Linked DNA regions of Mus musculus: regions 1 and 2 are each linked to region 3. The links are chromatin loops, found by intact Hi-C in ENCODE. Cell type or tissue: heart. All regions are shown on one strand. Each heading gives the region's core, and the rest is flanking DNA. Links, peaks and the distances in the headings are about the cores only. Region 1 overlaps Slc16a12 (solute carrier family 16 (monocarboxylic acid transporters), member 12). Region 2 overlaps Slc16a12 (solute carrier family 16 (monocarboxylic acid transporters), member 12). Region 3 holds the start of Slc16a12 (solute carrier family 16 (monocarboxylic acid transporters), member 12).

Region 1 (7,591 bases), core at 1,208-6,207, 50 kb before region 3:
CCTACTGCCCTATCTAGCCATACCCTCTCGTTATAGGGAAGTGAAATGCTACAGAGATTCTGGTCTCATCAGAAGATACCAGACACCAACCCAAATGGCAGAGAAAGAAAGCATAGAGACAGACTGGTATGTGCTTTCAGGTGAGTGGGCATGGAGGCAGATGGTACCCGACTCAGTTCCTTACAGAGGCAGATGATACCTGTCCCAACTCTGTTCCTTTCCTTCACTGGGCATTTCCCTAGTCCCTAGTCTTATGCACCAGCTCTGTCGTAACCTTTAGTAATCTCTTTCCCAGTTTATTTTCTTTCATTTTCATAAATATATATATATATATATATACATACATGTATATATACATATGTGTGTATGTATATATACATATATGCACTGGCTAGTTTTGTGTCAACTTGACACAGGCTGGAGTTATCACAGAGAAAGGAGCTTCAGTTGAGGAAATGCCTCCATGAGATCCAGCTGTAAGGCATTTTCTCAATTAGTGATCAAGGGGGGAGGTCCCCTTGTGGGTGGTGCCATCTTTGGGCTGGTAGTCTTGGTTCTATAAGAGAGCAGGCTGAGCAAGCCAGGAGGAGCAAGTAAGTAAAGAAATACCCTCCGTGGCCTCTGCATCAGCTCCTGTTTCCTGACCTGCTTGAGTTCCAGTCCTGACTTCCTTGGTGATGAACAGCAGTATGGAAGTGTAAGCTGAATAAACCCTTTCCTCCCCAACTGCTTCTTGGTCATGATGTTTTGTCCAGGAATAGAAACCCTGACTAAGACAATATATATATTATATAATATATACAATATACAATATAGAAAGTCTAGAAGTCATTAGAGTTTACAACGATGTATTTCAGAATTTTTTAACCTATAGACTGTAGGACAGGCATAAACCTATCACAAAACTTTATGTTTAAAACATTGTGAGCTTTTTCCTTGTGAATGTTTTCCTTTTCCCCTTTCCTTTTGAAAAGAAAAAAATATATAAAAGATATTTACAACAGACATCGACAGAAAACTGTTTGAAAATCTATATTCAGTAAGTTGGAAAAATCAAAGAGAAATGAGTACATTTCTAGGCACAGGTGATCTACCAATATTAAACCAAAGAATATGAACAACTTAGACAGATATTTTATGAACAACCATAGGAGTATTACAAAAGCACAGGTGTAGATGAATTCACAGGTGCAGATGAATTTACAGGTGTATTCTGTCTGATCTCTATAGTACTCGCCATGCCCATAAATCATTTCATAAAATAGAAAGGAAAGAGATGCCACCAAACACATTTTATTAGTTTGATATCAAGACCATATAAGGTCAGAACAGAAAGGAAATTATATGCTCATATCTCTGATACATATGAATGAAAACATTCTCAATAAAATACTTGCAAACTGAGTTCAACCACATTTGAAAAGTCATTCATCACTTTTGAAAAGTCTTACATACCAAGATGGCTTCTTCCTAGAGAATTAATGTAAGACTCAACACACAAAAATCAATAAATAGCATACAGACTTAGAGACAGAAATCACATGGTGAGATGGCCTTTGACAAAGTTTAACATCCCTTTATGATGAAATACCGGAAGAAGGAATTTACTTTAACCTAATAAAGGATATAAAATACAAACCTATAGCCAACATTATATACATGAGGTGGTGCAGGAATTCAAAGGATTCCACTTACAATCAGAAGACAAGGTCTACTTTTGCCACTTTTATTTAATAATTTTAATTGTTTGATATCTTTCCTAGAGCAATGAGACAAAAGGAAGGGAATAAAAAGGATATAAACAGGAAATAAAGAAGTCGAAGCACCCAGATTTGCAGGAGATAGGATTCTATATGTGAGGTCCAAAAGACCTCTTTAGAAAATTTAGAGCAGATAAACACTTTCAGAAAAATAATGGCAGGCAAAAAAAATTATCACATGAAAATCAGTAGCTAAAAGAAAAGAAGGACAGTCGCCTTTGTATACACTGATAGCAAACGCACTGCTAAAAAATCAGGGAGATAATCCTACTTACAATTGCCTCAAAAAGTATCTTGAAATAAACCTAAACAAAGGACATAACAATCTCTACAATTACAAACCATAAAACACTGAAGAAGGAAATCAAAGATACTGGGAGACTGAAGGATGTCTCGTGCTCATTAATGAAAGAAACAGTTCAGGGAACATGGCCAAACTACCAAAAGCAATTTTTAAGTTCAATCCAATCCCTTTCAAAATTTCAATGACATTCTTCACAAAACTAGGAGAGGACAAACCACAGAATTCATATGGGAGCATAGAAAGGCCCTAACAGTGAAAGCAATCATAAGCAAAAAGAATAACGTTAGAGGCATCACAGCATCTGATTTCCTGCTATACCACAGGGCCACAACAACATAAATAGCTACTAGGAAAACGAAAACAAAACACACAAACAAAGAAACAAACAAAAAAACAAAACCAGGCATGTATATCAATGGAGTATAAAAGAGCACTCAGAATTAAATGCATGCAGCTATAGCCACCTAATGTTTGATACAAGTATAAAAAAGTACATGGACAAAGAGCTCCTGGCCAGGCTGAACTGGGAAAGCTGGACTCTCACGTTCAGAAATATGAATGTAGGTCCCAAGCCCTCACCTTGCAAAACTAAAAGAAAATAATTCAAAATAGATCAAAGATCTTAATGCAAGATCTGAAGCTCTGAAATGAATAGCGGGATCCAGGAAGATCAGCTTGAGACAAAAGCATAGCAAAGTCTTTCTGCAAAGGACTCCAAGAATGCAGGGAGTAAAACCGGGAGCTGAAAAATGGGGTTCTAGAAGGTTAAAAAGCTTCTTACAGCACAGGAAATAATAAGTAAAGAGACAGCTCACAAAACAGCAGAAAGTCCTTGCTAGTTATACAGTGTACAGGGGACTGATAGTAACATTATACAAGAACTTTTAAAAACCTACCTCCTATCCAAAGAATCCAATCAATATATAGGCTAATGAAGTAAACAAGTAGCCTTTAAAAGATGAAGTATTCAACTTTCTTAATCACATCAGAAAAATGCAATTTTAAACTATATCAAGATTCTCCTCTTGCCCCAGTCAGAATGGGCACCATTACGTAAACATCAATAAATCTTGCTGAAGATGTAGAGGAAATTAAGCCATATATACTGTTGATGGGAATGCAAATTACTCCAGCCACTCTGAGAATCAGCATGGAGAGTCCTCAAAAACTAAAGCGGAAACTACTGTATACCTTCCAGCTGCACCACTCTTGGGACAATGCCAACACACTCTAAGTCAACAAACTGGAGAAACTTGCTCATGAACCTTTACTGTACACTGTTTGCAATTGCCAAGTAATGGAGCCAGCCCAGGTATTCATCGGAAGACGAATGGATAAAATAAAAATGCTACAAAAGGCAGATACTGCTTGTTTTGTCTTATATGTGAATCCAAGACTTTACAGATGAATAAAAATCACTTATGCATATATGTCATGAAAGCAGAAGTTGGACTGTCTAGGGGCCGGAAGGGGCCTAGCAGTAGGGAAGAGGAAGAAAACAGGTGAGTGCATGATATACTTGAATTAAATTGTCTTTATAAAACTTATCGTGGAACTTGTGGCTCTAGCTGCATATGTAGCAGAGGACGGCCTAGTCGGTCATCAGTGGGAGGAGAGGCCCTTGGTCCTGTGAAGGCTCCATGCCCCAGTATAGGGGAATGCCAGGACCAGGAATGGGAGTGGGTGGGTTGAGGAGCAGGGGGAGGGGGTAGGGGATAGGGGATTTTCAGAGGGGAAATTAGGAAAGGGGATAACATTCATAATGTAAATAAAGAAAATATCTAAAAAATAAAAAATATGGCAAGTGATTAATGCAATATGAATTCAATTAAATATACATTCCTGAGGGTTTTTTTTTAATGTTGTAGTTTTGACCTTTTCTTTTCTTTTTCTTCTTTATTCTCTTCTTTTCCATATATCGGGTATATTGCCCTTTAAATTATGGTAATAATACCAGGAATAAATATTTTCAAAAATTGAAAGAAAAAATGTTAAAGGTTTACAACACTAAAAAGTTTAAGGCATCCCATGTTACTGACTGACACAAAAAGCAGGTTAAGGACGGACATAGAAAAATAATTCGGCTCAGGATGAGATTAGGTTGATCATATGTCCTGTTATGTTCTGATTCTCACTATTACTATTTATTATTTATTATATGTGGAAATTCCCCAACTGTGGCTTTCATTCAAAGCCAAGCTAGATAAAAGTTAATTTGAACTGTTATCTGGACTACTAAAGAAACTTGGAAGAAGGCTGACCATCCTGCAACCCATCCTGTATCTTCTTCAGAGCAAATGTTTTCTTTCCCTATGAAAACTCACTCTGGACGATGTCCAAGGTCATAGCTTTCAGTTCCTGAGTCTGAGCTATGACCCTGATCAATCAGTCTTGGCGTATGCTTTCAATAAACCAGCCCTGTTTAACTGAGAAAAAAAAGTATCATTATGAAACATTAATATGTGATAATAAATACCATTCACTTTTTAAAAAATCTGCTCATAAAGAACACTAACAAAATACAAAAGTGTATAAATCTATGGCTGGACAGATATTTCAGCCATTGGCTTCACAACTTTAATGGTTCAGCTCCCAGCACCAACATCAAAGCCTATCTCATCCTCTTTCCTTCCCTTATTTACACTGGCCCAATGGCACACCATCTTAACTAAAAGAAAATGACATCTTTAGAAACACAAGCACAACTGTATAAATCTGAATAAACTTTGCAACACTCCTCATCATGTTGTAGTGACATGATAAATGGAGGTCTACTGTCAGTCAAAGTTAACCTGAATGGCCACAATGCAAGCACTGGCCTCATCAGGACTCCAAGGAAGGCTGAGAGCATTCAGTGGCAACATAGTTCCTCACGGTTTCTCCAAGAAAGCACAATCCTTGGGAAAGAACACCATTCTCTCCTTTTCTCAATGCAGAAGCTCCCCCTCAGAGAGAGTCCCTCGATGATGTTGCATTTGAACATGAATGACAATGTATGTCTCTAGCAGACTTCAGATAATACAGCTGGACACCTGACCTGGGGGATTTCAAATTTACCATGGACATTTGTCAACATGATGTCCACACAATGCTAAAACATGACAAAGGATGAGAAGAGGGGACCCTAGAAGGTTAGAATTATAATTATACTTGCTCACAAATCAATACATTCGAGTTTCTCTCAAAAGGTTTTTTTTTTTTTTTAAATAGATGTATCTTCACAAAGAAATGTGCAGGTTCAGCATGGCAAAGCTAGCTTCCTGGAGACTTTCCCATCACATTAACTTGTAAATGATTAACCCACCTGATATTTGCCAGAACAACACCCGGGAAATCTTTTACCGAGTCACCAGTATGTAAAAAACTATAAACAAAGAGAGCACTACCATCATGCAACTCTTTGGTTTACTAGTACTCCTCTAATTTATTGTACTTTTACATCAATTGCTAAAACATAATTGTATTCTGCATCCTATTCTTGCTTCAGAATTGGTTTTTCTCTATCAGAAATTCTGTATTTGAATGTCCTTCTAAAATTACCCTTTTAGTACAAATTAGAATATAGTTCCAATTCTCTTCATTCTCTTGGCACTCTAAAGAATTTAATTATTTGCAAAGGGTTGCTAACATTCAATATCTTTGCTATAAAGCACTACACTGTGGGGATGGGCTGTATCTCTTTCCTGCTACCCTCAGTGTTAAGTGACCTCTTTTATCTATAGGTATGCACAAATTCATGCATCAGCAGGCAGCTGAATGGAAACACGGTCCTGGAGTCTCCTGTTTTGGAAGCTCTGAATGGTCACTTTCCATTGCTTTCCTTCTGCAACATCCCCAATTTCCAGTGTCTTACCTGTTAGCAATTTGCTTCCTCTATAATATAGTTTGCAGCCATAATAGAGGTAAGAGGTTATCATGGAAAACTGATGAGTGAATCAAGATGGCTGTAATGACTGTGTCCAAGAGGCCCTATTCAGGGGTATGACCCTGTCTGAACCACTTCTTTTCCTAACTTATATATATAAAAGGCACAAAACTACTTAAGACATAGTCTCTACTTCAAATAGCCAGTTGTGGCAAGTCAGCTTTTTGTCTCTGTGGAAAATGAGAAAAACAATTTAAACGAGGGAAAGTAGACGATGGTTGGTGTTTTTAGTTCATGGTTGGCTAGTTTCATTGCTGCTGAGTCTGTGAGGCAGAACAATATGGCTCAAAGGGTGTGCTAGAGCAAAATTGCTCATCTCATGCTGCTTAGGAAAGGAGGGAGGAGAGAGAGAGAGACAGAGACAGAGACAGAGACAGAGAGACAGAGACAAAGACAGAGACAGAAAGGGAGAGGGAAAGACTGGCAGAGACACACAGAGATGAGTGATTGAAAGACAGAGACAAAAATACAGAGAAAGAGAGTGTGTACACACTGCCCAGTGGTGTGCTTCCTCCTAGAAGGTTCTATTGCTAAGAACTTACTCCGCTATGAACACATCAATAAATTAAACTACTGGTAAGGTTAACATGCTCATGAACCAATCACTCTCAAAAGCGCTACTGGCTGGGGACCAAGCCCTAAACCTATAAGCCTCTTAGATGATACTTCATATCCAAATGAGAACACTGCACCAAGAACCTCCTTAGTATGTTTTTAAGTCTCCTGGTAGAATGAGCACTGTTTGTAAACTCTAATTGGCTTCATTCCTTCTCTTTTTCAGCATTTATAAAGTAGCCCATAGTTTTGGAGTAACTCATGATAAACTGCCCTTTCTTTTTCAAAAAAAGTTGCACTCAATGGCCCCTTTCCATCATTTGGGCTAAGCCAAGAAGTACATAGATATTGAGAAACGAGAAGGTAAGTTCTGTTTAGAATAATTATATCTTCAGACAATGAAGCATGGACCATGTTATGGGGAAATTGTTACCCCAGGGAATTAAAGGACTTAGACTTACAACGTGAAGAATGGCAAATTTCCCACGTTTCTGAGTAGCACAGATTTCCCATTCTCCTCCTGTGTCTTGACCAGAGGCAGGCATGTAGTGAGGTGAAGAGAGAATTGCTGATTAACTTAGACATTCTTAACTAACAGTGTGTAACTGTGGGAACACACAGCTTTACTGGGTAACCTGTGTTGGGTTCAAAAAGAAAGAAACAAAGATGGCACCTACACATTGTCCCTCAAATCTATGACCTGGATGTTCTCCTGTATTCTCAATGGAGATGTAGATGATAAATAGGCAAGACAAGCTAAAGCCATGGAAAAGGGAAAAGTAACTTTGCGGCAAGTTCACTGAGGCAAATGATAATGAAGCCTGATAATGAAGGACTTTCATAAGAAAGACAGGGAATGTATTCATGTTCTAGCCACACAGAGTACAAACCATAGATTATCCAAGCAGCAGACTCCAATACCTAGACATTAGAAGATGAATCATTTTATGATTAGGGTCAAGAAACTCAAAGGATGTTAGGTGACCAAGACAACTCTGGCCTGGTTTACAAGAACTCAGAAAACAACTAGAACCTAACAAACATTGT
Region 2 (7,591 bases), core at 1,518-6,517, 62 kb before region 3:
GAAAAAAATAGTTTTTCATATGAGTATATGCTCAGAGAAAAAAGGACAAATGGTAATGTTAAGTTGAAAATAATTACCTACAGAGTATGTGAGGCAATGGTTTGGCACTGCAGCATTTGGAAGCAGCCTCATACAGAGACATTTAATGACCTCGTTTAGAGCCTGGAACCTTCAGAAGAGTATGACAGCAGAGAAGGAGTACTGCTCTTGTTGCTTGTTGGTAAGAGGTTATATCTTTTTGGATATGTCCAAATCCCAACTCTTCCAGATGCAGCAACCCATAGCCAACTGGGTTTTTTAGTCTTCCACTTCTCTGTAGTTGCTTCCAGATAGGAAGATGAGTGTTGGAGAAATTGGGGAAGGAAGAAAATTCGGTGGGATCAGGGCAGCTGTGTTATGCAGGGCCAACTTTAAGTGAGTACACTTCAAATACTCACACTGAGCCTGCCATTGCAAAGTATGAACCTTGATTAATGCCCAGCTGTTACTGAATTAAAATTGCTAGTAATTCGATCTTTGCAATTCTATTTATAACTGAAGTTCAGTGGAGCACAGAGGCTTCATGTGCACAAAGGATCCACGTGCCCTATATGTACCCGTTGCTACCCCTCTTACATGGAGTGTTGGAGATGTCTCATGTGCACAGAATTCTGGTTGACCTATAGTCCAAGGGAGCTTAGTAGGACTCACAGGTAGCACATGAATGCATGGACCTTAGTAGGACTCACAGCTAGCACATGAATGAATTACACCCATGACAGTGAGCATGTGAGAGTCATGGAAAAGGTCTAACTACCCAAGACAGGCCACGCTTTCTTTCTGGACCCAAACTTGTTCCAAAACAGAAAGAGGCAAAGGTACCTACCCTAAGGCTCACAATCTCCATCGCCTATGGTGAGAGTGTGGCACAGAGGAAGAGGACAAGAGGGTTACTCCTAACTTCTGTGCCTTCTCAGGAAGCCGAAGATGGCTCCGTGGATCGTATGCTTCCTGAGCAAACAAGAGGAGCTGAGTTTGGATCCCCAGAACTTGTGGAAAAATTAAGTGTGGCACAATCTACCTGTAACACCAGTGCTAGGGAGAGGAAACCAGGCAGATCCTAGGGTTCTTTGAATGTGTAATTTTAACACACACACACATACATACACACACACACATACACACACACCCTCAACAGCACAGACAATGCACATAAATTACTCAGACAACTGTCGACTTTAATTTGAATGAAAATACATTAGAACTTCTTAAAAACACGAAGCCAGTTTTAATTCGGAGCAGCAAGAAAAGCAAGAACCCTTCAATGAAAATGTAAGGGCCCCATCTGTTGATCTTGCTTCCTTCCCAAGATACTGATATCAAGGATAGTCACTGACAAATATCTGCAAAAGAAGCCATCAGCAGAGCAAACAAGCAACCCATAAAGTGGGAAAAAATCCTCACCAGCTCTCCATTAGACATGGGGCTAATGCCAAGAGTTTATAAAGAACTACAGAAATAAGTAAAAGAATGTCTGGTGTTAATCAGCAAGTGGATCCAGGAGATGGAAAGTTTACAAATGAAGAAATATAAATGGCCAATAAGTATTTTTAAAAAAATGGTTGATATCCCTAGTCATCAGGAAAGTACAAATTAAAACTGCTTTGCAATGCTACCTCATTTTAGCTAACAATCTGACAAATGTTGGCAAGGGTGTGGAGAAAGAGGAACCCTTGTCCACTGCTGGTGGGAGTGCAAACTAGTAAAATCATTGTGAGAATTAGTAGGGCATTTCCTCAAAAAGTTTAAATAGACTCAGCTACACTATACCAGAGCATACACCTCCCAACCTCCATACCATACCACAGAGTTACTTCCACAACCATGTTTATAGTGCTCTACACATAATGGGGAGGAAATGGAACAGATAAATGAACAGTGGAAATGTGGAACACATACCCTATAGAATTTTTGAATTTGAGGTGACCCAAACTCAGAAGACAAAAGCCTTATGCTTCCTCACATGCAGATCCTAGTCTTTACATATGCATTTATACACACATGTAAGTGTGTGCAGAGTCTAAAAAAACTCAAAAGGAGACCAAGAGAGGGGACAAGTAGGTACCTAGAAAGGATGAAAGGTAAGCAAAAGGACACAGGAATACAACAAGAGGTAGATGCTGGGGCCACCACACAAGAGAAGTTAGGGGTAGCAGAAAGGTGGGGGGAATGGGTTGGGGTAAGAATCACTAAAACAAATCATTCAAAATGCAGTAATGATATCTAGTATCTTGTATGCTAATTTAAACTTATTTTGTATCACTGACAATAAATTTCTTTTCTAACAGATCGTTTTCCTACTGCTTTCATGTTTTCCTTTCAGACAATACAAGTTTCAGAGCTGGATCGCTTGGTCCTTTCTCTTCTTGTCACCTCCCAGTTCAAAATGCTTGCACCTCTTAATGGCCAGGATGCTCTTGGATCTTCTGTTGGGTTCAGCACACTTAAGCCTGAGCACAAACTTCTTTGTGGTTTAGGCCATCTTTTGGGAAATTGGCTTTGTTTGCCCATCGTAGCCACTCTGCTTGCAATAATAGCACCACTACCCTTGGGTATACAGGGAATCTTTGCCCTTCTTATACTGGGTAACTTTGTGAGGCTGATACTTGCCACATGTCTTACAAAGAGTCCTTTGGGTTTTAGGAACATTGGCCATCTTTGCAGTAGAAGTGTCTGCGATGAAAAAAGAGACCCAGAGTCTGTGATGGCCACCTCAATTACCAAACAGCAGAGGGCTAATTTAAATTTTTTAATTAAAAAAACAAACACCAATATAGTAAAAGCAATAACTAAAATCTTGTGAAGTCCCCTTCTTCTGCTGCTTCTTGTCTGGAACTAAAATGTCTTATCATCTTCTCCTAACTACTTAGCCTTCAATCAGAATGAGTTGTGAGTTAACGTACATAGCCTCATTATCAAAATGGTTGAGTTATCCATCACCCAGGATTCTCAGTAGAACAGCATTGACTGTGGGGCTGGGCGAGATTCATCCTGTGTGGCAGGATGCTTAGAAGCATCTCCAGCATCTTCTCCAAATGTCTCCAGACATTGCCAACAAGCCTTGGAAACCAAAATGAGCCTGACTGCCGACAAGTGATCTAGTCATCAAGTTTTCCAACCCCTCTTCAGAGCCTTCAAATCCCTCCATGGGTCTCCATCGCCCTTATTGTTCATAATTGACGGCAACACCTTTCCCCTGAACTGTAGCCCAAAGCTCCTAAGTGATGCTTCTCCATTAGCACTTAGCTGTCTTCAGCGCATTCTGCAAACAGTGCCTTCCTAGAACAGATGCTGGCATTTCAAACATTTTAGCCTGACTTGCAAGTCTTTGGTGTCCATGCTCCTTTCTGCCCACTGTTTGCATACTTCACTTCAGTCACCTCTTTCTACCTCGTTCAACACAGTCCCTGTGTATTATGCACGTCCGTACATTATAGCTTTTTCTGTGATTCTCCTCTAAGTGCTCGTTTTAATCTCAGATAGTTAGCCATTCCACACCTCCAGGAAATCCTCCTTGACTGCTCCCTTATTGCTCAAGACAGGAATGGATGCTTCTCGTACTCGTCCTCTACATGTGGCATGCTCATCTGTGGTCTGGCAACTCCCTTTCCACTTGTTTGTATTGTCCACTAGACGTTGCGCTGTGACAGAGGAAGACATATATGTCTTAGTTCACACTAAATTCCAAACATCTAGTATAGTATCTGTCATGAATTGGGTGCTTATAAAAATTGTTCAACAGAAGAAGACAATGAAGGAAGGTGAAAGAGGAAGGAAGAATGAAAGAAGGATGAAGGAAGAAGGAAGGAGGGAGGGAGGGAGGGAGGGAGGGAGGGAGGGAGGGAAGAAGGAAGGAAGGAAGGAAGGAAGGGAGGGAGGGAGGGAGGGAGGGAGGGAGGGAGGGAGGGAGGGAGGGAGGGAGGGAGGGAGGGAGGGGAGCCCCTTGATAGAGAATCTGACTGGAATGTAAGGAAGTGAAAGGCTCCACTGGAGAGAGAGGAGGAAGATAGGGTGGCAGTGCCACCAGAGGGCACTGCAGAGGCAAGCTGGAGCATCCAAACAGGCTATGAAAACACAGAATGAATCACCACTATCAGTGAAAAAGGTGCAGAAGTGACAGTAAAGAGTAGTTGAGAAAATGGCAAGATATTTTGAAATTATAAACCAGTCTCTTCACCAAATCGCTCTGGGGAACATAATATTACTGTGCTGTCCCTTGTGATTTCTTAAAAATTTTGCTTTGCCTTTTTTTTAAATTAATTAAGTTATTTATTTATTTTACATCCTGATTGCAGTGTCCCCTCCATCCTCTCTTCTCAGTCCCTCTCTCTTATCTCCCATCCATCCCGCCATCCATCTCTCCTCCCCTTCTCCTCAGAGATGAGGACGCCTCCCATGGGTATCAGCCAGCTTTAACATAGCAAATTGTAGCAAAATCAGGCACATCTTCTTCTTTTATTGAAAAGAAGCCCAGTAAGGAAAAAGGGATCTGAAGGCAGGCAATGTAGTCAGACAGCCCCTGCTCCCACTTTAGGAATCCCCTATGAAGACCCAGCTGCAGAACTGTTGCATATGTGCAGAGGGCCTAGGTCAGACTGATGCATGCTCTCTGGTTGGCAGTTGAATCTCTGTGAACCCCTGAGGGCACAGGTTATTTGATTGTTTCTGAAATGAGTTGACTAGTCCTATCAGTAAAACTTTGGATCTGAAAATCATTTCTGGAAAGTTGAGAACCTTAGTCAGAGGTCAAAGTTCAATGACCACATCCACCTTTATGAGCATTTCAACACTCATGAAGTTCAGAAAGATGGTTATGTCACTCAATGGGAAGAGGACCAAGTGACAAATGAAAAATAATTAAGTGAAAAGAAATAATACGGTCATTTTTCACCTCTTTAAAAAAGGAGAGAAATGACCATAGAGCTTTCCCGTTGAGGAAGGTTTGTGTTGTAAGATTTAAAATCCAGGGATATCTGAAATAAATTGAATTGTAATAGGAGCACACATGCATCCGGATGCTTGCAATAACAAGAGTCAGGAAAGCAAAGCTCTTATTCCAGATTCATACCCACGGAAACAGTGAGTGAGGAAGCTTGCTGATCTCTCAGGGTTCCAATTTCTTCATCTAGAGAGCAAGCATTTTTATAAGCATGACTCACAAAGATCAGAATGATGCATCTCATGTTGTCTCTTCAGCCTTTGGGGTCTGATAGGACTTGTTCCCCAAAATATAGAAACAGATCACAACCAGTGTCATCACTTATAACCAAACCCCCTTTCTTAAAGATGATCTGACTCAACAGGTCAATGAGCTTTATGACCTGTTAAGCTCAAGCTCACCACTGCTCTGACACTGTCCTAGCTACGCTAAGTTGGATCAAGAACTGACTCACAGCGATGTTGTAGACGACTAGCTAAAATCTCTGTCATATCCCTTGACTAATCCTATAATGTGGTGGGGAATGACTTCACGAAAACTATCTGAAAGCATGCCAACAAGGACAAAGTAAATGCTCGGTAACGTTACAATCACTTCATTTTTATCCTGACTCAAAAGGGTTTGAAAAAATCTCCAAAACTCCAAAGAACTCCAGAAATTTATTTCTACTCAGTTTATTTGAACTCAGGAAATCTAGGCAACACAAAGTCTCAAACCTAGGATATTGTTTTGTTTGAATATTTAAATAAAATTTTTGTTTCTAAAGTAACCATTCAAGTTGTTAATATATGTAGATAATTCATGTAATTGCACTTTAAATATGATCCTTAAGTTAATAATGTATTTTGATAAAGACATCTTAAAGAAAAAAGAAATAATCAATACATAGTAATAAGTAGAAGATATAAATAAATAATAATGACTGCTTTCATTGCCTGTTGAACTTTAAAATTTAAGTTTTTTCAAAGTACAAGGCTAGAGCTGAGATAGAATGTTTAAATGACTTGAGTTATAATTATAGCATTGTTTATAAAAGCAAAAACCAGAAGACGATATAAAATCACATCAATAAAAATGTATCAAATAATTGTAGATAAAAGTATGTGATAGAATTCCTCTTTTTTTTTTTTGTATAGAATAGAGATTATTCAGAGCATGGGGAGGGCAGTTAAGAGGGTAGCAGAGACAGAGAAAGGCAGAGAGAAGGAGAGAATAGAGAAATGGGGACCGGCCATGACCACGTGGAGGAGGGAATTGGGGGTAAGGGGGCAAGAGGCAAGAGAGAGGCAAGAGCATAAGAGCACGTAGTAGAATTCTAAGCAACTATTTTCCAATAAGGTAGAACCTTAGTGGTTGATACATAACAGTCTCAAGAGAAATTATTAAGGGGGGGACAGAACAACATATCAAAAATGATCCTGCTTATGTAAGTAACAAGAATGTACACTTAGGTTAGCTCAAGGTTGAGAAGGCTTTTTGTTTTCCTCTTGAGACTGAACTTAAAAAAAATATCGGTGAGGTTAATTTTAGGCAGTGAAATTGAGTTAGTAAGTAGGGAAGAAAAATATTTTATATATTTTCAACATGTTTGAATTTTACCATCAGAATGCAAGATGTTTTGTGTTAAGGTGCTTGTCCAGTAGATGCTGGTTATCTGTTAGGCAGGTTGCCCTGGTTCGATTCTCTTGCTCTCACATCCAGTCTTCTTGGCTGCTTCTTGATGTGTGACATTTAGATTCCTGGGCTGGCTACATCATCTCACTTTCTTTTCTGCCTTTATTCTGCTTAAGTGTTCTTGTCTTGATCTCCTCTGTTGACTTCAGTCTGGTATTCTGCCTTGACTTGGAGCCATGGTCTTCTTTTCTGGTTTCTGACTGAATGTATGGCAGTTTCGGCATGGTGAAGAAGGGCAGGTACTGGTGCAGGCTGAGACATCTTCCTCCTTCATTTTTGCCAGGCCAAATTATTTCCATCCCTTAAGACTTTACTTCAAGGACTTCTCTAGAAAGCCAACCCTGAATCTCCAGGCCTGAATTTGTCTTGCTGCCGATCATATTTTAATTCCATACTGACCAAAGTTAATATAGCATTTTGATGATCTACATCATGAGCTGAAAAGGCCACCCATAAAAGGGTGACTTCTTTTATTTGACAGGGTGCTGAGTCCCTTGACTATCACCAAAGGTCACCCAACTTAATAGAACTCAAGTCAATACAGGTATTTTTATTTGTATCTCAGTCAATTGTGCATGAGTCTACCATAAGATTGCCAATCAATCTACTTCTTTAGAAGCCTCTAGTACAGAGAGAGTCATATCTTCAATGAATGGAAGATAATCATCAATGGAACAGATTTTAAATGAATTGAAATAGAAACTAAAAAGTACAACCTACAGAAGATAAAAGGTTTTTAGCCTTTAGTGGTAGCCAATGGATTCAACATCCTATCAAATAAGGGAAGATATCCATTTACTGATGGTCTTCCAAACTCCTGATACATGTCATCACACACACACACACACACACACACACACACACACACACACACACACTCATACTCTAAACACTTCTTGTAGTTCCAGAAAGTTCACTGAATGCATACAAACAGTCACT
Region 3 (7,591 bases), core at 1,025-6,024:
GGCTGTAACCCACCTCAGCCTTCAGCTGTGTATTCTTTTTACAGCCCCTCCTACCACCAGCAAAATACAGTCTTTACACAAATTATTACTATGCAATCCAATAAATATCTATTAAGTCAACAGATTAGTGTGCTTATGGAATAATAGGTGATCTGCAACATTCTACCTGACTACAACAACTCACTCCTCTGGACCATCTACGATGGAGCAAATTGAAGTGAACAGAGAAAACAGTCAGGCATGGTCACACACACCTTTAATCCCTGCACTTGGGAAGCAATAGGCAAATCTCTGTGAGTTTGAGGCTATCCTGGTCTACATAGTAAGCTCCAGGCTAGCCAGGGCTACATAGTGAGGCCATCTCTAAAAAAAAAAAAGAAAAGAAAAGAAAAGAAAAGAAAAGAAAAAGAAGGAAGAGAAAGAAAGAGAGAAAGAAAGAAAGAAAGAAAGAAAGAAAGAAAGAAAGAAAGAAAGGAAGGAAGGAAGAAAGGAAGAGAGAGGAAGAAAGGAGGGAAGGAAGGAAGGAAGGAACCAACAGTGTAGCAAACACCAAAAGCTGTGACCTTACCTAAGCATTTCATAAAGGCCACTTAAAATAGTGCCCTGTTAGATAATGAGATTTCCTGATAGACTTGATGTAAAAGAAATTAAAACTAGAAACAAGGGCCTGGGGAGAGGGCTCAGTGGGTAAAGTCCTTACAACTAAAACATGAAGCTCCTGAGCTGGGATCCCCAACACCAAGTAAAAGCAGAATGTGACAGTACTTGTCGGTATTCCCAGTGCTAGTCAGTGGAGACAGAAAGATGCCAGGGGCTTGCTGGATAGTCAGTCTAGCCCAGAGGGCGAGCTCCAAATCGTGTAAGAAGAACTGCTTCAAGCAAATCAATCAATCAATCAATCAATCAAACAATCAGTCAATCAATCAATCAGGTAAAGAAGAGAGAAAAAGGCATTCCAGTTCCACCACTCCAGTCCCTGGCCTCCACTCACAAGTGCATGGGCAAGCTCACCTGTACAAACCTAAACCTGCTAAACACACACACACGAAACAGAGAATCTTTTTTCTGCTCAAATCCTCCAACATATTCCACTGTGATTTGATTTTTCTCACTTAAATCTTACCATAGCAATGGGTGAGTTTTTAGATAGTCATGAAAGGTACTCACAAGAAAGTACCTTACAGATTGTAACTTAAAAACAAAAAACAAAACAAAACAAAACAAACAAAAAAACCTAAGGATTAAGTGAAGAATGCAAAAACAACCCAAACACTGCACTGACTTTTTTTTTTATTTTTTGGTGTGGCTTTATATGACCAAAAACCTGTCAAGTTCATTTAGATCATTTCGATAAGTCACTATTAACAACTACAGACATGCCTGAGCTTGCAAACTGTGCTTTTTGAAGAAAATGCAGCTGAGAGAATGTTAAATCTGGAATGTCTGTAATTCAAAGAGAAAAATTACCATGGTGACAGGTTTACCAATAAGGCACATGACGGTGTAGCCCAAGTCAGTTCATGAACATCAAAGCAACTGTGAGAGTTGTTCGTTTCCCATGATTATAAGTTCAGCAAGTTGACCGGATCTGAAGACAGAACATTCACATTTGTTTCCCTGCTTAACGTAAAACTGAAATTCTCTTCCACCTGGCTAACAGAATTCCAGGGAAGTTTTCGATTAATGAACTTCAAGTTGAGCTCTTCAGAGCCAAAGTCCTTCATTTTGTTCACTGACACCTACCCAATTCTCAAAACAGCACTGAGCATACAGTGGGCACTCAATAAATACCTATTACATCGAATTAAGTTGAAGAAGCATGCAATATGCTGCAGTGGTATTAGCTAAATCAGCCTACAGTTTTAAAATCTAAGCCGTGACTTCTGTTCCAGATCACCGAGTTACTCATGACGAACCTCCGGACCACGCTTCTTGCAACAGCTCAGCATTGCAAATCACTCAGATCATGTCTTCATTACTAGCCATTTATCACCAGAAGAAGCACAGAATCTGGACTCCAGAGCCACTAGAGGAACCTTATTCCAACTTATCCTTGCTTTTCCTGGGAGTTTATTTGGGAAGTATCCACATATTCATCTTCATATGGGAAGAATTTTAAACATTGCCTAAACATGAGGCTCCTTCTTCGCTTCCTTCCTGCTTTCTCTCCATGTGTGCCTTCTTTTCTTCCTGTCATCCTTTCTTCCCTCCATTTTTTTTTTTTTTTTTTTGAGATAGAGTCTTCCTATGTAGCCTTCACTAGCCTGACAGTCACTATGTAGCTCAGGCTGATCTTGAACTCCCAAGAGTCCTCTGCCTCCCGTCTCTGATGTGCTGGAATTACAGCCATGTACCATCATCCCAGGTTTAAAGTGTTCTTAACTTTTAACACTTACACAACAAAGGCAGTTTGACTGAATCGACCTCTCATCTAGTTCAGAACTCTCTCAGGTTAAAAGCAGATGAGTAATTACAAGGATGAGAAAATTATATGCTTGGGCCGGTCTAGTCATATGGTGCCGGGGTTGTTGTTAAAATGCATAGAGGCAAAATACCCTAAACACTGACCAGGACGACAGGGAGAAAGCCTGGATTTCAATATTGGTCCCAACTACACTTAAAGATATAAGTTTTAACAAACCTTGCAGACATGGCTCTGAGCTTCCCAAGCTATTCAACTGAAGGGTTTGAATCTAATAGATTCTCTAAAACTCATTTCAATTCTAAGATCCTGTAAGTAATACGTGATTGTGTCCAGTCTCTCAGTATCCAAAGCTCACACTTTCTACAGTCATAAGCCAGGCATCACGGGTGGCTAGCACACCATTAGCTGTAGTTTAGTGTGACTTGGGGGTGGGGGTGGGGGTGGGGGGGAGAAATTACACAGCCAGCAGCTGCAGATTTCAACAGCTAGTGAGCTCAAATACCCGTAGCCACAGGGTCTTCCTGAACTTGGCAAGCCCGAAGATTTTTTTCCTTCTGGGCTAGGTTTAGCAGAGACGCTGGAATGCCCACATAGCTCTCAGCAAAGCTGGGAAGAACAGCGGCCAGACAAAATGCAAGCGAGTGGCCCAGAACACTGAATCACCAGTTTGCACCAAACATACAGGGCTGGCTGCTTTAGGGTAAGGAGCGACTGGAGAAATTAAGTTTAATTCATTCCAAACGGGAAGGCCGGTGTGCTCTAAAGAGATCACCTAAGGATAATAAACGGTTGGTGGGTAGGAGAGGGTTAAAAAGCAAGAACACCGGACAACCCAGGGGGAAAGGCGGTCTGTCTTGCCTGGGAAATGCGCATCTGGAAATCACAGGACACAGATCAAAGCCACTCTCTGCAGCCACCTGCCTGGAAACCCAGCCAGACACTCCAGAACACAGGACAAGTGGGCACGTGCTTCCATTCTAAACCCAACAAGTGGCCAGACTTAGGATCTAGACACAGCTGAGCTCCGGGATAGATGTAGAATGGAGCGCCTGCGTCCTTCCCGAGGTCTAGGTCCAGCTCTGCTGCCCTATCTCGATTCCTAGCCACCTGTTTCTACGGAGTTGGGAAACCTTAAGGACAGAAGCAAAGCTTTCCGCACCGGGACAGCGCCGATTCCGGCGTGCGCTCCGCTGTCCTCTGTCCGGTCTCCGCCCGCCCACATCCCGGGACCCACGGGTGCTCACCTCGCGGGGACAGCTGCAACGCTGGCGACGGCGAGCCCACATGTCCCCTTCGCGGCGGCCCCTTCCCACGGCTCTGGAGTCCGGTCCCGGCTGAGGGGCGGAGGAGCGCACAGGGCGGAGGCGCCGTAGGGGCCGGGGCCCGCAGGCAGCGCCCGCCGGACACTGTCACTAGGGAGATCCCACCGCCCCGCCCCGGAGAAGCAAAGCTCTCAGTCACCGCAGCCCCGAGGGTGACTCTGCCCTGCCGGCGGACGGGCTTTGTCCCCGGATCCGCTCTGCGCTGGGGGCTTGACCACGGGTGAGGGGCGCGGGGAGGAGGGGCGCCTCCAGGTTATGTAATGCTTAGGCCCGCGAGTCGTGAGCCAGCTCACTGGGGACTGCAGGGCTCTCTCTGTAACAGTCTTGTGTAGCTGGGACCTACACTAAAGAAGGCTGGGTGTTCTCAAAAAGATATGTCCCTGCATGGTCAAAGAGTAGAAGCTGTACAAAGTCTCCTGCACGTGCATCTTGCAAGGACCGGGACCCTGGTCAGACCATTACACAGATCAGTCAGTCCTAAAGACTTGAGTTCAACTCGCCCCACAAAGCCCCATGACTTTGGGCAGTCAACTTAACTCTGAGTCTCAGTTTCTCTATAAAATAAAAGAACATTTGCTTCTCTCTCTTGCTGAGAGGAGAAAATGGGTTCATTAACAGGTTCATTAACAGGCTCATTAACAGTGTGTGTGTTTGGGGCTGGGGGGGGGGGGGTAAATGGTGTTTGCCCCGCCCTCCAGGAGGCACTGTGTGCTGCAGGTTCCAGGCTAGCCATCCCCTCAGGTATCCTTTTAGGCAAAAGCAAAGTCTCTGAACTGACGAGGTCAGACTCAAGCTCATAGAAGTTATCGCAATTCAGAATGGTCCTTCAGACGGACGCAAGCTAGGAACTGGTTAGAAATGCCAACCTCTAAATGTCTTCTTTTCAACAAAAGTCCTGGCTGATTATGACGAACGGCAAAGTTAGAAAAGAAATTAAGCTTTCAGGAAAAATTGAGAGGAACGGGAACCCACTGGTCAATAGTAGGCAATATTGTACTTTGGATTTGTTGTTGTTGGGCACGAAGGTTGTGTGTTTGAAGAACATGTGATACCATGTGGTCCTGAAAGATCCTGACAGAATGTAAAAGGACACAGAAGCCCTGGAATTGGCAAGATAGATGTCAGTGTTAGCAGAACTAGCTTCACTGATTTAGAAAAATAGAGGTGCACAATGCTCTGGCCACTCCTTGAACCTGTGTGTCTGCCAATGTTTTGACTGTTCATTGAACCCAAGTGTGTGCCCACTGATGAAGCCCATTGCCAGGTGTTTGTGATATTGCTTGCTGAGAAAGAGTCAGAAAATCTCCCCAGCAACCACAGCCCGGCCAATCCTGAGTTGCTACACCTGCACCAGACTCTTTCCTTGTACCCCTCCCATACCCATTTCTTGAGAATAGACATTGTTTAGATCTGGAAATCCCCTACTCCCCCCCCCCTTCTCCTTTCTCCCCTGAGGGCCTATAAAAACTGGGACCTCTTTCCCCTCGGGGTCCACTCCTCTACCCCTGCGTGGGATATGAGTCGTCCCCAGAGTTCTGGCTTTCCCCAATAAAGCCTCATGTGGTTTGCATCAAGCTTGGTCTATTGTGAGTTCTTGGGTGTCCGCTATTGTCCTGAGGCCTGAGCGAGGGGCTCCTCTCGGAGTCTTTCAGTCCAGGCTTGCCTTCAACTCCCAGTCCTTCCAAGGTCAGTGCCCTGGTGCTGGCATTCTAAAAACAATCGAGTAGAGTGAGGGAGCGAGTGCTCCACCCTAGACTTTTAAACAGATGTTTCTGAAGCTCTGGGTTCCATCCCCAGCACTGCACAAACAAAATTCCTGCCTAGCTAAGGCCCTTCTCATCTTGCAGGCTTCTCTGTAAGTTTGTTTCCCTCTCTGTTGACCTTCCTACACACTAAGTCTAAATCTGAATTTAAGGACTATTTTCACTTAGTATGAAACTAGTTTAGATCTAAGGGATTAGTAAATGTGTGTTTAAAACACACACAAGAAGGAGAATTCATTAGCATTAATCATAAGCTCATAAATGCAGGGTCAGCAGTGAGCCCTGAGCCCTCGGCTATGGAGGTCTTTAGGTCAAAGGCTTGGGAACTCTGTCTTTGAGAAAAATCATTCTGCCAGTTAAATACTGTTCTTAGGGGCAAATCGGTCTTGTCTTCTATTTCAATAATATAGGACAACCAGTTCTTTTGAGAAGTTCTGGGGAATAAGATGAATCTTCAGACTTCCCTCAAAGTCACCACTCACAGGGCTGCTGGGAAAGCCCAGAGCTATAAGAGCAATGTCTCTGTTGTTTTATCCTTGACAGTATTCAGATTTTGTTTGTCTCTGAATGCTCCCTAGCAGGCTTTTTTAACCTTTGGGACTTAGGAATTGGTGATGTGTACATGCCAATAATCGCCACACTTTGGAAGCTACGGCATAGGGATGGCGAATTTGAGTGCAGTCTGGGCTATATAAGAAGAACTTTGACTTTAAAAAAGACAAAACAAGATAACATCAGGGAAAATTAGGTTAATTCCTGGGACGTGCAAGGTGAAAGGAAAGAATAGTTTACTGTTTCAGGTTATTCTCCGACCTCCACAAAGTACACATGAAATAGAAATATGTAGAAATACACGAAATACACGAAAATAATAGGCCAGGTTCTGATGTAGCTCACTTGGTTGGATGCGATTTACCATACACAAAGTCCTGGGTTCAATCCAAGCACCAAATAAGTCAGGTGTGATGGTGCCGCATGCTCACATTCCTTGTGTGTGTGAGACAGAAGCAGGAAACTCAGACATTAAAGGACATCGTCAGCCTACCAGTGGATGCTAGCCTGGACTACACAGTGGATGCTAGCCTGGACTACACAGTGGATGATGCTAGCCTGGACTACACAGAACCTTAGCTCAAACAAACAAACAAACAAACAAACTGGAGTCTTAAGAGTGTCACCGATTTAATAGGCTGTTCTCAAATCAAGTTATTTAGCAGAAAAATCTACAGCATTGTACTGTGCAGGAAGAAGAAGCTTGGACCCAGGTACAGCATCTCTGACTTCACTTAGCTTATTTCTAGACTAGAAGGCAAGGTCTGTTGAAATACACAACGCCATATAGAGGGTGATAAGCGCTCTGAGATAAAGCAGGGTGTGAAGATGGAACACTGACACGGTGATTACTTAGATGATGAACACAAGGTGGGTCTTAAGTAAATGTGATGTTTGACCACAGACTTGAATGATAATGTGAGTGAGCCATGGATATCTGGATTGTGAACGTTGGCAGAAATGGGTAGTGCAAAGCCCCATCATCATAGTGCTGCCTTTGACATCATAATGTTGCATTTTACATAACAAGGCTGTATTGTGACATCACTATGCAATGCTGTGCCATCACAATGCTCCACTATGATATCACACTGCTCTGCTGTAACATAACGATGCTATATTGTGATATTACAAGGCTGTGTGTGCATCATAATGCTCTATTGTGACATCATAGCACTCCATTGTGAGATCACAAGGCTCCACTCTGTCAGAATAGTGTTACATCATGACATCCTGACGCTCCTTTGTGACATCACAGCTCTCTACTTGAGATCACTGTACTCTATTATGAGATCACAGTGACTGTCATGCCATACGTACTATGACACATGATAGTATCCACTGTGACAAGACAGTGCACCCTTGTGACATCATAGTACATTGTTATCAGATTACAATGCTCCACTGTGACAGAGGAGTCTTCCATTATGTTATCACAATGTTCCATTAGGACAGCACAGTGCTCTGTAGAGATTGCAGATCACAATAACTGTCCTGTCATACTGTGACATATGACTGTGTCCCGTGTA

Evidence for each region. Hi-C counts contacts between places; a loop is a spot of excess contacts. Peaks named below come from ENCODE experiments on the same cell type or tissue, not always from the same donor. Only the 100,000 strongest peaks of a DNase experiment are listed, where the experiment ranks them.
Region 1: a loop joins it to region 3, with 1.8 times the contacts of the local background. A loop is called at or near these places in 8 of 42 quality-filtered maps.
Region 2: a loop joins it to region 3, with 2.1 times the contacts of the local background. A loop is called at or near these places in 7 of 42 quality-filtered maps.

Annotation. Positions count from the first base shown.
Region 1 is chr19:34,693,258-34,700,848 of GRCm38, forward strand. The region is part of intron 1 of Slc16a12 (solute carrier family 16 (monocarboxylic acid transporters), member 12); the gene reads right to left. Among named protein-coding and RNA genes, the nearest start is that of Slc16a12, 50 kb to the right of the region's middle. In heart, for the core only: no CTCF peak of the experiment used is centred there; no DNase peak of the experiment used is centred there.
Region 2 is chr19:34,680,987-34,688,577 of GRCm38, forward strand. The region is part of intron 2 of Slc16a12 (solute carrier family 16 (monocarboxylic acid transporters), member 12); the gene reads right to left. It also overlaps the pseudogene Gm46654. Among named protein-coding and RNA genes, the nearest start is that of Ifit1, 44 kb to the left of the region's middle. In heart, for the core only: a CTCF peak has its summit at 4,082 (motif pointing right); no DNase peak of the experiment used is centred there.
Region 3 is chr19:34,743,397-34,750,987 of GRCm38, forward strand. It overlaps Slc16a12 (solute carrier family 16 (monocarboxylic acid transporters), member 12), which reads right to left and starts at 3,932. Exons shown (of 7, transcript NM_172838.4): 1 at 3,670-3,932. In heart, for the core only: no CTCF peak of the experiment used is centred there; a DNase peak (open chromatin) is centred at 3,925; H3K4me3 peaks cover 2,897 bases; H3K27ac peaks cover 2,094 bases.